3 separate regions of the Homo sapiens genome follow, and regions 2 and 3 are each linked to region 1. A link is a contact called in ENCODE Hi-C or POLR2A ChIA-PET data. All regions are on one chromosome and are shown on one strand. Each heading gives the region's core, a stretch centred on a gene start or an enhancer-like site at or near the end of the contact. The rest is flanking DNA. Distances are from core to core; before and after follow the strand shown.

Region 1 (3,676 bases), core at 1,157-3,656:
CCAGCCTCCTTCCTCCGAAGCACGTTTACCTAAACGTCGCAGTTTGCGTCCAGGCTGCTCCCGCTCCACCCTAAAGATTATGTCAACGCAGGAACTGTGGGTGCGCGCGGGCGGCCCGGCGGGGAGCCTCCCCTTCTGGGTCCCGTCGGTTTTATTTCGGGAGCGGGAGGGGGAGGAGGGAGGGCTGGAGGAGGGGAGGGGAATCCCAAATTAAAATAACCCTCAGTTATGAGGACGTTCGGTGGCATCGGATATTCACACCAGCAACAGTCACATCACATTCGCCTTCGCCAGATGGCGGCGGGTTCAACTTCCCGGGATCTCGCAAACTCAGGCTGTGCGCCCGAGCGCGCGCCGGAGTGTGGGCACGCGGGCGGGCTGGGGACTGCGGGAGCGGCGCGGCGCGGCGCGAGCCCGGGGCGAGAACGGGGGCGTGGGGTTGGGGGGCGCCGGGCTCACCGGTTCCGGACGAGGAGGTCTCCGTCCCCGGGGAGCGGCACCGGGCAGTCCCGGCTCAGGGTGACGGCCTCGCGGAAGTTGGGGCTCAGCCGGGTCACCACCAGCTTCTGCATGGCTTGGGGAATGGCGGAGCCCTGGAAGTCCAGGAAGTGGCGGGCGTACGACATGTCCACGATGGCCCGGGCCCCGGTGGGCACCAGCCGCAGCATGGCCTGCGCCTCCGCCCGCTCTCTGCGCCGACGCTGGCCGGGGTCGGCCCCCGCCCGGGCCGCTCGGCTCGGCTGTGCTCTGCTCGGCTAGGGCGGGCGGGTCCGCCCCTCCTCCGGCCGGCGCCCTCCCCCTGGCTCCCCCCTTCCCCGCGTCGCCCGCTCCCGCTCCCCCCGCCTCCCCGGCGCCGGCGCAGCCCCCGCGAACCCGGGCGCACCACCCCGGGTGTCCCGGCCTGGGGACCGCTGCCGCCCCGGCCGCTGCTCCTTTAATCTTTTTGTTTTGGTTTGAATCTGCTCGGCGCAGACTGGCCAAGGATCCTCTCCGCCCTCCCCCTTCCTCCTGGCGCGGGAGAGGCACCGGATATCCCCACCCTCCCCGAGCTCTAAAAGCCGGATTTGACTCCTCTCGGGCAAGGGTGGCGGGGGGGACGGCGGGCAAGGGGGGACGGGGGACTCGCGCGTCCCGCGGTCGTCTGCGGCCCCGAGCCGGCGGCAGCCCCGGGCGTCCCCGGAGCTGCGCGGCGGCCGGCGCAGGCGCCTCCCCTTCCCGTGCGAAGCGTTCACTTCCTTGCAAGGTGGTACGAATCAACCCCGAGCGCGGCCCGGGCGGCGGGGCACGACCGGGGACCCCGGGCAGGGCGGGGAGCCCCTGCCGCCGCTGCCGCACGCGCACCCGTACCGACCGCGGGGCGGGGAAATGTCCAGTGCCTCCCGCTCCCCAGGCTGGTGGCTTCCTGTCCCCGGAACCCCTTGCGCGTGCTTTCTGTCCACGGTCTGTCCCATGCAAGTTGCAGGAACTAAGCCATTTTATTTATTTTGGCCTAGATTTCATGTTTTTCCATGAATGTTTTAAGTAGATCTACAAGACTGTTACAGGTTTCCCATTGGGAGAGAACACACATATAGAAAACCAGAAGGCCAAATTCCCAGAGCACAGACACATTTTAAAGTTCTACGTGGGGATGCCGAGGGACTTAACTGAATTGGAGACGTTGCACTGCTGTGTGAGGACCTCATTTTCGAACCCAGCTAGAAAGATCTGTCGTTCCATCGTGTCCGTTTTCTCCCTACTGGCGTGCATGGACCAAATGTCAATTCACTTTTTATAGAGGGGCCAAATTAAATATTTCCACACTTTTCTGTGATGAACTAAGTCCATCTTTACATTTTTATTTAAATTGTAAAATTTAATTTTAAAAATATCTTGCTTTTCAGTTACCCACGAATTACCAAAATATAAAAGCTACTCTGGGCTCCTCCCCAGCCAAATCTAACCCCCCAACCTGAGATTGCAAAAGCGACACAGATATTTTTCCCCCCAAATGTAGGACATGCTTCACCCAAGGGTAGTTTGGATGCACGTGGTTGCGTGTGTATGAATGTGCAAGTGTGTGTATGTGTATGTGTGTGTGTTGGGGGGGAACTAACAGGTTTAAAAATCTGCAGGAACTAATGTCTACTTAACTTAGAGCATATGGGTTTTACCCGGTATCAGCCAGTGGGTTACAATAACAACACTGAATGAATTCCTCCAATGTACAATCTTTTATGTTATGCTGTATTAAGATTTCTTTTTTTTGTCATATTGTTTAGCTCCGAAAAAAAGAAAACAAAGCAATTAAAAAGATTGACAGGTATGGTTTGTGAGAGACCTATTTGTAATTGTCAGGGTGACGTTGGCGAGAGGAGGAGGAGTAAAAACTGAAGCAGGAAAAGCAGCTCGATGTGTCTGTCTATCAGTTGAGACTGTCTGAAAGCTCTGCGATCCGAATGTGTGTTATATTTCACTGAAAAGAGGAGAGAGCGAGAGTGCATCTCCCTCTCTCCCAGGAGTTTGAGGGGGGGGGGGACAGTCCACGCTCATCTCGCCCACCCAGTGAATGTCTGCTCTTCACCCCCTTTGCACACACTCTCCGGGTTGTTGTTGCCTTTTTTTTTTCTTGGAGGGGGGGGTGCTTTTTGTGTATTTTTCAAATTTTTTTCTGTTGGAAGATCAAGACCGGCCAAAAATCCATGATCAAAATGTGTTTGCATTAGATTTCGCATTGGAAGAAGCGGCGATCCTGGCGGCCAAGCCCCCCGGGTGGAAGCGCGGGGCACCAAGTGGCGCTCCGGCGGGGTGACACTGTTTGATCTGTGACTGTTTGGAAGGTGGAGCAGCGCCTGACATCTCCCCCCGGCGCATGTATGTACGGGGGCTTCACTCCTCTGTCTTGTTTGCTTTCTTCCTCTTAGACTAAGTGCGGGGAGGAAAAGGACAGCCTGCATCGGCCTCGCTGGCGCACAATGAGAAAGCTGCGACCCGCGCACTAAAAACACTCGCCGCGACCCCCAAACAGCGAGGAGAGAGGGGGAGAGAAAGTTGCGCTCGGCGACTCTCGGCTCGCGGAAGAAGGCGCAGGGGAGCGCCCGGAGCGGCGCGCCGGGAGGAGCGCCCGCCCAGCAGCAGCGCGGCGGCGGGGAGGCGGCAGCATGGAGCGCGGGCCGCGGGCCGGCCCGCCGAGCGCCCGCTGCTGCGCCCGCGGCCCGCGCCGGGGATGACTCCGGGCTCGGCGCCCAGGCCCCGCGCGCTCCGCCCGCAGCCCGGCGCCGGGAAGCGGGCCGCGCGGCCGCCGCCGCCGCCTCCTGAGCGGCCCCGGGCGCGGCGGTCCATGCGAGCGGCTCCCCGCGGTCCGCGGCGCGCCCGGAGCCCGGAGCCCGCGGGGACGAGGCCAAAGTTGGGCGCGCCGCGGAGTTGCGCCCGCGCCCGGGGCCCCGCGTCCCCGCGCCCCGCGAACTCCGGCGGCGGCTGAGGCGACGGCTGCGGCGGCCGAGCAGCATGCCGAGGAGGAAGCAGCAGGCCCCCCGGCGCTCGGCAGGTAACGGGCGCGCGGCCCGCGCCGCGGGGAGTGGGCGCCGGGAGGAGCAGGAGGAGGGGGCTTCGCGGGCCGAGGTGCGGGACGTGGGCCGCGGGCCGCCCCAAGCTGGGGAGGGGAGGCCCAGCCTGCGCTGGCCACAGTCGTCTGGAG
Region 2 (4,175 bases), core at 1,041-3,540, 800 kb before region 1:
TCATTGCAATCTCTGCCTCCTGGGTTCAAGCAATTCTCCTGCCTCAGCCTCCTGAGTAGTTGGATTTCAAGTACCCGCCACCACACCTGGCTAATTTTCTGTATTTTTATTACAGACGGAGTTTCACCGTGTTGGCCAGGCTGGTCTCCGCCCGCCTCAGCCTCCCAAAATGCTGGGATTACAGGTGTGAGCTACCTGGCTCCTTTCTATCCTTTTTTAAAATTATGTAATTTTCTGCAGAAAGGATATACACACCTTATGTTAAATTTATTGCTACTTTATTTTGTTCTTGTTGTTACTGTTATAAATGGCAACTCTTTCAATTACATTTTCTAACCACTTGTTGCTTCCAGCAAAACTGCTGCATTTAATACAATTAATTGGTTCTTTTTGTTTTTTAATTTGGGGTTTTGTTTTAAATGTATCCATCCTAATTGAAACTATGTACTCTTTGACCAGTATCTCCCCATACCCCCAGCCCTCATAACCACCACTTTATTCTCTGCTTCTCAGAGTTTGACTTCTTTAGATTCCACATGAAAGCGAGGTCGTGCAGTATTTGTCTTTCTGTGTCTGGCTTATTTCACTTAGTGTAATGTCTTCCAGGTTCATCCAGTGAGTTTTCTGAAAACAAATTCTTTTTGTTTTCCACTTAGACAATCATATGATCCAAAAAATAATGACAGTTTTCTTTCTTTCTTCTCGTACTTAAACTTTGATTTCTTTTTCTTATGTTGCTGCATTGGCTAGGACTTTCATCCAGGGTGGTGAGGATTTCTCCCCACTGTGGCATTTTTGTTTTCTATTTGCTTTGCTTCGTATTTGGCTCCTTTCTTCATCATTTCCTTTTTTAAAATTGAATTTATCAAGGTTTCTTTAGTTTTCCTCTTTCTCTCTTTGTTAGACAGTTACAGTTTCGATTTCTATTTTAACACACATACCTAATCTTAAAACCTCTAAATGTTAACCCCATACTTACCTGCCCCTATGGGCAGGCTCAACATTCCAGAATATTCTGTCCAGATAGCTCTGGATCAAACTGCTCTGGATGAAAAGACATCAGGAATAGCAGCCTTTTCCAGTTCAGAGGTTCTGGTTTCTGGGGCTTCTTCCCAAGCTGTCATGCTAAAAAAAAGGCTTAAGACAATTTAGCATATATTAATTATTGTATGTGATTCATTATTCAACACTGATTCCACCCAGGATTATTGATAAGGTGTATGTCACACCTGTTTCTCTCTTTCCTACTCAATGGTCACAACACCTGCCTACACCTGGGTGGCAGGTATTGGCGCCTAGTGAGTCGCCGCCAGATTCCCAGCTTCAAATGGCATCTAGCAAGCAGCCCACGACCCATCTTCCAATTTTCCACTACAATCCTGGGGAGTATGAGCACTCCTATTGCCAATCTCCTTAGCTAAACTTAAATAAACACAACTCACATTTCCCTAAAATGGCATCCAAGTGGTCAGAACCATTTGCATATTTCTTGATGAAACAGAAGACATACAAGCCGTGAAAAGGATGGAATTTTAATTTTGATAATGGGTGACAGCTTGGCTTCTCTCCCAATGTGGTCTAGTTTACTTAGATTTTCCTAGTTAAGCTAAAAGTCTTTCCCTCCCTTTGGAGAATAGGTCTCCCTTGAATACTCTGGAATTCATTTCCTCTCACTCAAAATTAAAGCTAATGAAAATTTCTATTATTTTCTTTAAAAAAGAAAAAAAAAACCCACTCCCTCAGAATGTCTTCACTCCACATTCCCTCCTACTTCCCACATCATTTTTTATTATCTTAGTTCCATTCTTGTTTCCCTAAATCAGTCATTTTTAAGAGCTAAAACTTATCTAGGTTTCCTACCTTATGCTATTGACTTCTTTTCTTCCTGTGTGCCTCTCTCACTCACTGCTCCCAGAAACCAATCCCATTCTTGGATATACCCGTTGGTCATTCTTTCACAGAGGGCATGGCCTGGCAAACATCTTAGACTGCAAATGTCTTTATTTCACCCTCACTCTTGAAGGATAAGCTAGCTGAGTACACAATTCGAGGATGAAAGCTATTTTGTCTCATTAAAAAAAAATGTTATTTGCTGGTGTTTAATATAGGTTGAGCATCTTTAAGCCAAGAATCTGAAATGCTCCAAAACCTGAAACTTATGTGTGCAGACATGATGCTCAAAGAAACCCTCACTGGAGGATTTTGGCTTTTTTTTTTTTTTTGAGACGGAGTCTCGCTCTGTCGCCCAGACTGGGTTGCAGTGGCATGATCTCGGCTCACTGTAAGCTCTGCCTCCCGGGTTCACGCCATTCTCCTGCCTCAGCGTCCTGAGTAGCTGGGACCACAGGTGCCCGCCACCACGCCTGCTCAATGCGTAAGTATAATGCAAATATTCCAAAATCCAAAAAAAGTCAGGATCTGAAACCATTCTGGTGCCAAGCATTGTGGGTAAGGGATACTCAGCCTGTATTGTCGATGAGAAATCTGGTATTACTCTAATTGTCATTCCGTGGTAAGAGATGTGCCATTTTTCTCTGAAGTTTATCTTTGATATTTAATAGTTATGATGAGTCTAAGTGTGAGGTTGCTTCTGTTTTTCCTGATTCGGACCTCACATGCTTTTTGACATGAAGACTTAAGTCTTTCTTAAATTTTAAAACATGGCTAGGCATGGTGTCTGAAGCCTGTAATCCCAGCACTTTGAGAGGCCGAGGCAGGTGGATCACCTAAGGCCAGGAGTTCCAGATCAGCCTGGCCAACATGGCGAAACCCCGTCTCTGCTTAAAAAAAAAAAAAAATTAGCTGGGCTTGGTGTGGGGGGGCCTGTAACCCAGCTACTTGTGAGGCTGAGACAGGAGAATTGCTTGAACTAGAGAGGCGGAGGTTGCAGTGAGCTGAGATTGCACTGCTGCACTCCAGCCTGGGCGACAGAACGAGACTCTGACTCAAAAAAATAAAAATATAAAATTCTAAAAATTTTTAGCCTTTATTTTTTCAAATACTTTGTCTTTCCCATTCTCTGCATGCCTTCCCTCTGAAGGAAGTTCTATGGGTTCGATTATGTCTAAGCCAGTTTACATTTCCTCTGGGCATGTGTTGGAAGTTTTCCTTTCGTGTCCCATGCTGTTCTGTGTCCCTCCTGCGGTTCCCTCTGCCGCGTCCTGTCCCATGTTCCTGGTAGCTTCTGCAGACCTGCCTTCCCACTCGCACATGCTTTCAGTCGCGGCTGGTTTACTGTGCAGTGCATCAGTTGAGTTTTCATGATCACAACTGCATTTCTTAATAGAATTCCTACTCGTTCCTTTTTAATTTTGCCTGTACTTTTTTCATCCCCTCTCCTGAGACTTCAAGCACAGTTTTGTTGACATCTCTTCCAGATCCTTCCAGGGTGTGCTTTATTCTCATTGCTACATCCAGCCACTGGCACCAGGCAGTTTGTTCCCCACGTGATGTGTAATACTTGGCTTCAGTGTGAGCTAGTTCCATATGTAGACACACACCTGCCCTGGGGCGTGGGACATCCGCAGAGCCCCCAGGTTTCCTCATCTCTGGGCCAGTTTCCTGTGTTCTTTTCTCAGCTTATAGGCAGTGTGAATTCAGAGCCCGCACCTTCAACTGGCCCAGGATTCTGCCAATGCTTTTTCCACTCCTGGCGTGGAGGGGATGCCTCTGAGCTGTGTCCCCCGTCAGATGGGTGGATTTTTCTAACTCCCAGATCACAGTTGGGGCGATCCTCCTGGCTCCCTCATGAATGACAAATCCCAGCTCTGTGTGGAGTGTGGGGCATGAGGCAGGGGACAGAGGACAGCTGTGGGCTCAACTCCTTCCTCCAGGCAGGTGGAGGCAGAGCTCTGAGCGCTTCACAGTCCACTGAGTTCCCATCTTGGTTCTCAGCTGTGGCTTGGAGTTGCCTTCATTCTGGTGCTAGAGAATTTCAAGCGAGGATCTGAATTTCCAAACATTTTGTTACTTTATGGAGCATATTTATGTGTTTGGAGCAGGGCCACTCTGTGAGCGGTTGATCTCCCTATCAGCTCCGTTCACCATGGGGGTTATGGGGGCAGAATTGGAATTCTCAATTCATAATATAACCAAGTTGAGCTTGAAAGGAAAACCCAAGGACGTTATGTCCTGGTGCTAGCAGTGGGCGCTTCGAGTCTGAGAGCTGTTGCGGT
Region 3 (3,619 bases), core at 855-3,354, 840 kb before region 1:
TTTAGTTTAACAGATATCCACATAATGAAGATGCTGAGAGATAGACCTGAGGACAAAGAGTGGTGAAGGAAGCTCCATGATGGAGCTACTTGTGACCCACGGGAATCTAAGGTATTACTATTTTATGTGTCTTCTTCAGGATTAACTAGAGAACAAGAGTACACCAGAAAACTATTCCTTTCCTCACTTGAAAAGCAAATGCAAGTTGTTACAGTGCGCAATAGGAAGCACTATGAAGAAAGAGCCAGGACCGAGCATATCTTCAATTTTAAAGGGAGGGGGAAATGCCCCCCTCCAAAAATTAAGTGACTCAGAAAAGCAGGAGATAGTCACCAAAAAGTTTGATTGTTTAAGAATGGATGGGGGAACAGAATTCACAGCTATGGTCAGTATTGAAAACGGGAAACATGGATAGATGGGAGGCAAGTCCACCCAGCATCTTATTAATCACAGCAGGGTTACTGCGGGCCTCCAGGATGGCTCCCACGGAGTCCCACCTTCCTCTGCGTGTGGCCTGTGTCATCTGTTCCCATAGCCAAGCCTCAATCAAATCCCTGGCCCACAGAAACAGCAAGGAATAAATATTCACGGCTGTTTTCGGCCACTGGATGTTGGGGTTAATTTGTTACATGGCAATAGATAACTAACACAGTGGTGCAGTGTAGGAACAAGGTCAAGAACCAGGGTTTGCAAGCAAAATGGCTAGGTAAGCCCTTGAGAACAGTCATATGAAAAATATGAGAAAATGTCTGGCAAATTAGACTGTGCAAATTAGACTGGGCTCACTCTCACCTCACTTTGCATAGGAGGAGAACAAAGCTCTGAAGCCTTACTACCCAAAACAGATTCCTCAGAAACTCTGGGGAAACCTGTGTTCTTACCAAGTCCACCCACTCCATGGGAAACACTGATCTAACTGTTATCTCAAGATTGGGAAATGACAAAATGCCAGGGCTTCTTTCCCCAGTTAACTCCCCCCAGTGTTGCTAACATACAAGAGCCTGGTCAACCTGAGTCAGGGTTAGGTGCCCCCTTCCCAGTACCCTGTCTTTTCCCTTTCACGGGACTTTCTTGGTTTTGTAATTGCCCTTTTACTTCTCTCTGGGCCGTGCTGGCCTCCTGAGCCAGTCCTGGGTGGCAGGAGCCATGTGGTATTGCCATGCCTGGCAGCCTGGAAAGAAAGCCAAGGCTGTGAGAGGCAAGGTGACCTCTGCCTGAGGTCAGTTCAGCAGGCCGGTGACACACAGAGCAAGAATCGGATCTTTCAATGCTTAGCGCGGTATTCTCCCTGCTAAGCCACACAGTATGTCGCTACTTTCAAGAAGTGTTTAAAAACACGTGATCTAGGCCGGGCATGGTGGCTCACGCCTGTAATCCCAGCACTTTGGGAGGCCAAGGTGGGCAGATCACCTGAGGTCAGGAGTCAGGAGTTCAAGACCAGCCTGGCTGCCATCGTGAAACCCCATCTTTACTAAAAATACAAACATTAGCCAGGCGCCTGTAATCCCAGCTACTTGGGAGGCTGAGGCAGGAGAATCACTTGAACACAGGAGGCAGAGGTTGCAGTGAGCGGAGATCACGCCACTGCACTCCAGCCTGGGTGACAGAGCGAGACTCCATCTCAAAAAATAAAAAATTAAAAAAAAAATTTTTTTAATGTAAAAATTGGCTGGGCATAGTGATGTGTGCCTGTAATCCCTGCTACTTGAGAGGCTGAGGCAGGAAAATTGCTTGAAGCCGGGAGATGGAGGTTTCAGTGAGCGGTGATCGTGCCGCTGCACTCCAGGCTGGGTGACAAGGGTGAAACTCCGTCTCAAAAAACGAAACAAACAGAAAAATGTGATTTAAAGGAAGGACCTAGAAGGCACGTTCACATGGTCATTTTCATGGGTGTCAGCAGTCTCCGCTGTATGTACATACAACTCCTTTGAAAACCTTTCTTCAGATTAGTAGCTCTCCGTCTTTTCTGTCCTTCCTTGTTCCCATGTAAACTCACTTCTCACTTCACTCAGGGGTGACCGAGGCTTTGAGGGCAGTGCCTGGAGCTGATCTATTTGAAAAGCCGCTCCTGAAGTTAGCTGTATAGTCAGGGAGTGCCTTCCCCACTTCTCCTCTGTTGTCCTCGGGAATCACTCTTAATCGGCTTGGGCCAGTGCCCTGAAATCTTCCTAGTTTACAGCACTGAGAACTTTTTGAGAAACAAGCGTAAACACTCCTCAGTTATCAGCAGAGATGATTGGCCCTCAGAGATTGTGATCAAGGATCCAAAGTCCATCGAGCAGTAACACATTTTCCTGCCAATCCCCAGTCCCCAGCCAGGCAGTTGTTTTGCAGGCGGGGAAGCCGGGGGACTGACAGAGCCCCCGACGCACGTGGCCATGTGATCCACCGCCTCAGAAGGTCCCCAGGAAATGTGGTAAACTTGCTACGGCTCCCAGTGTAAATGACAGCTAATGGTTACAACTGAGATTTTTATGGCTTATCTATAAAACAAAGAACTTTTATATATTGTAAAATTGAGTAAGCTTGGTATTTCCCAGAGCAATAAATTCAGCCATTTTCCTCCCAAGAACTTTAGGACTTTGTAAACCAAAGTAAACCACACTATGTACAAGGCTGTGGAGATGAAACAAAGGAAAGTATTTTTAGTTAAATTTCTCTTTAACCAGATTTACCACATTTCATTACTTTGCTGCCTACTATTGCTCTGTGGTCCCTAAGGAAATAAGTAGATGAAATTGAGAATAAAAACAACATAAAGGAGGATATTCAATACCCCAGGTTGCATATAGTCAATCGGGTCACACAATGATTAAATTTAGCTCTAGTTAACCTGATTTCAAGTGCGGTTCCATTCTGGGGCTCTGAGAAACAGAATACTTACTCTAAATTATCAGAAAATATTTATATTGAAACATATGGTTTTGAGTTTCCCTGCCGGATAGGAATACTAACACACAGCAGGCAGGTTCTACTTTCAGGGATCACTGAACATGGCATTTGCCATCAACTTCACAACTTTATTTGGCCAAGGAGAACATCAACCAGCACTCCTTGCTGCTCACCTCTTCACAGACCTGTGTACACACACACACCTCCCCTATCTGTAGCATCTTGGCCCTGTCGTGTCTAGGAAAGAATATAGATTTCCATTGTCTTATGGGAACTGTGACATTTTGACAGGCAGCTCCATTTAGATTTAGTCCTCCAAAATTTTGCCAGCCTTGAATGTGTTGTAACATTGTTTGGAGAGAGGCTCCAAATTGTGGAAAATCTGTGTAAGTCAAGAGAAAGAATTTTCAGACACTTAAAGCTGATGATATAACCAGGCTGTGTAATTTCTTCCTGGGGAAAGGGAGGGGTGGGGTTTCCAAATCAGATTGGTTCTCTCTTGCCTGAACTGGTTTTAATTAAATAGTAATTCTGCAAGGAGAGTATGGAGATGCCCCAGATGTCCCCTCAAGATTCTGTCAAGCCTGCCTGCGGTTGACTGAGTCACAGGACACAGAACAGAAAGGGATCTTCCTCCTTGTGAGCCCAGCGCCTTCACTTGTCAGGGAGGGAGCTGAAATATGAGGATGCTATGCTGTTCCCACTCACACAATGATTATGAGCAAAT

Evidence for each region. Hi-C counts contacts between places; a loop is a spot of excess contacts on that map. ChIA-PET counts read pairs that join two places held with the same protein, here RNA polymerase II (POLR2A). Pooled maps may share reads with other maps.
Region 2: a pooled map shows a loop between it and region 1 (13-fold over the local background). The contact joins the promoter of LINC01922 here to the promoter of TSHZ1 in region 1. A Hi-C loop is called at or near these places in 1 of 50 pooled maps. POLR2A ChIA-PET finds 5 or more read pairs at or near these places in 2 of 52 experiments (PC-9 and activated CD4-positive, alpha-beta T cell).
Region 3: a loop to region 1 is called in a map of naive thymus-derived CD4-positive, alpha-beta T cell, with 7 times the contacts of the local background. The contact joins the enhancer-like site here to the promoter of TSHZ1 in region 1. A Hi-C loop is called at or near these places in 4 of 168 maps with a recorded cell type or tissue (CD4-positive, alpha-beta T cell, CD4-positive, alpha-beta memory T cell, CD8-positive, alpha-beta T cell and 1 more) and 8 of 50 pooled maps. POLR2A ChIA-PET finds 5 or more read pairs at or near these places in 5 of 52 experiments (T-cell, activated CD4-positive, alpha-beta T cell, activated naive CD4-positive, alpha-beta T cell and 1 more).

The regions. Positions count from the first base shown.
Region 1 is chr18:75,208,391-75,212,066 of GRCh38, forward strand. It overlaps TSHZ1 (teashirt zinc finger homeobox 1), which reads left to right and starts at 2,407. Exons shown (of 2, transcript NM_001308210.2): 1 at 2,407-3,526. The coding sequence starts at 3,487. PTGR3 (prostaglandin reductase 3) reads right to left here and starts at 749. Exons shown (of 2, transcript NM_175907.6): 1 at 460-749. The coding sequence starts at 668. RefSeq lists silencers at 223-398, 424-1,463, 3,401-3,676 and enhancers at 254-1,184, 2,224-2,518.
Region 2 is chr18:74,407,158-74,411,332 of GRCh38, forward strand. It overlaps LINC01922 (long intergenic non-protein coding RNA 1922), which reads left to right and starts at 2,291. Exons shown (of 2, transcript NR_131977.1): 1 at 2,291-2,374.
Region 3 is chr18:74,366,932-74,370,550 of GRCh38, forward strand. No RefSeq gene overlaps it. Among named protein-coding and RNA genes, the nearest start is that of LINC01922, 41 kb to the right of the region's middle. Within about 2 kb of position 2,105, at least 3 of the 41 ENCODE cell types and tissues checked have a DNase peak (open chromatin) inside an H3K27ac peak, as active enhancers do.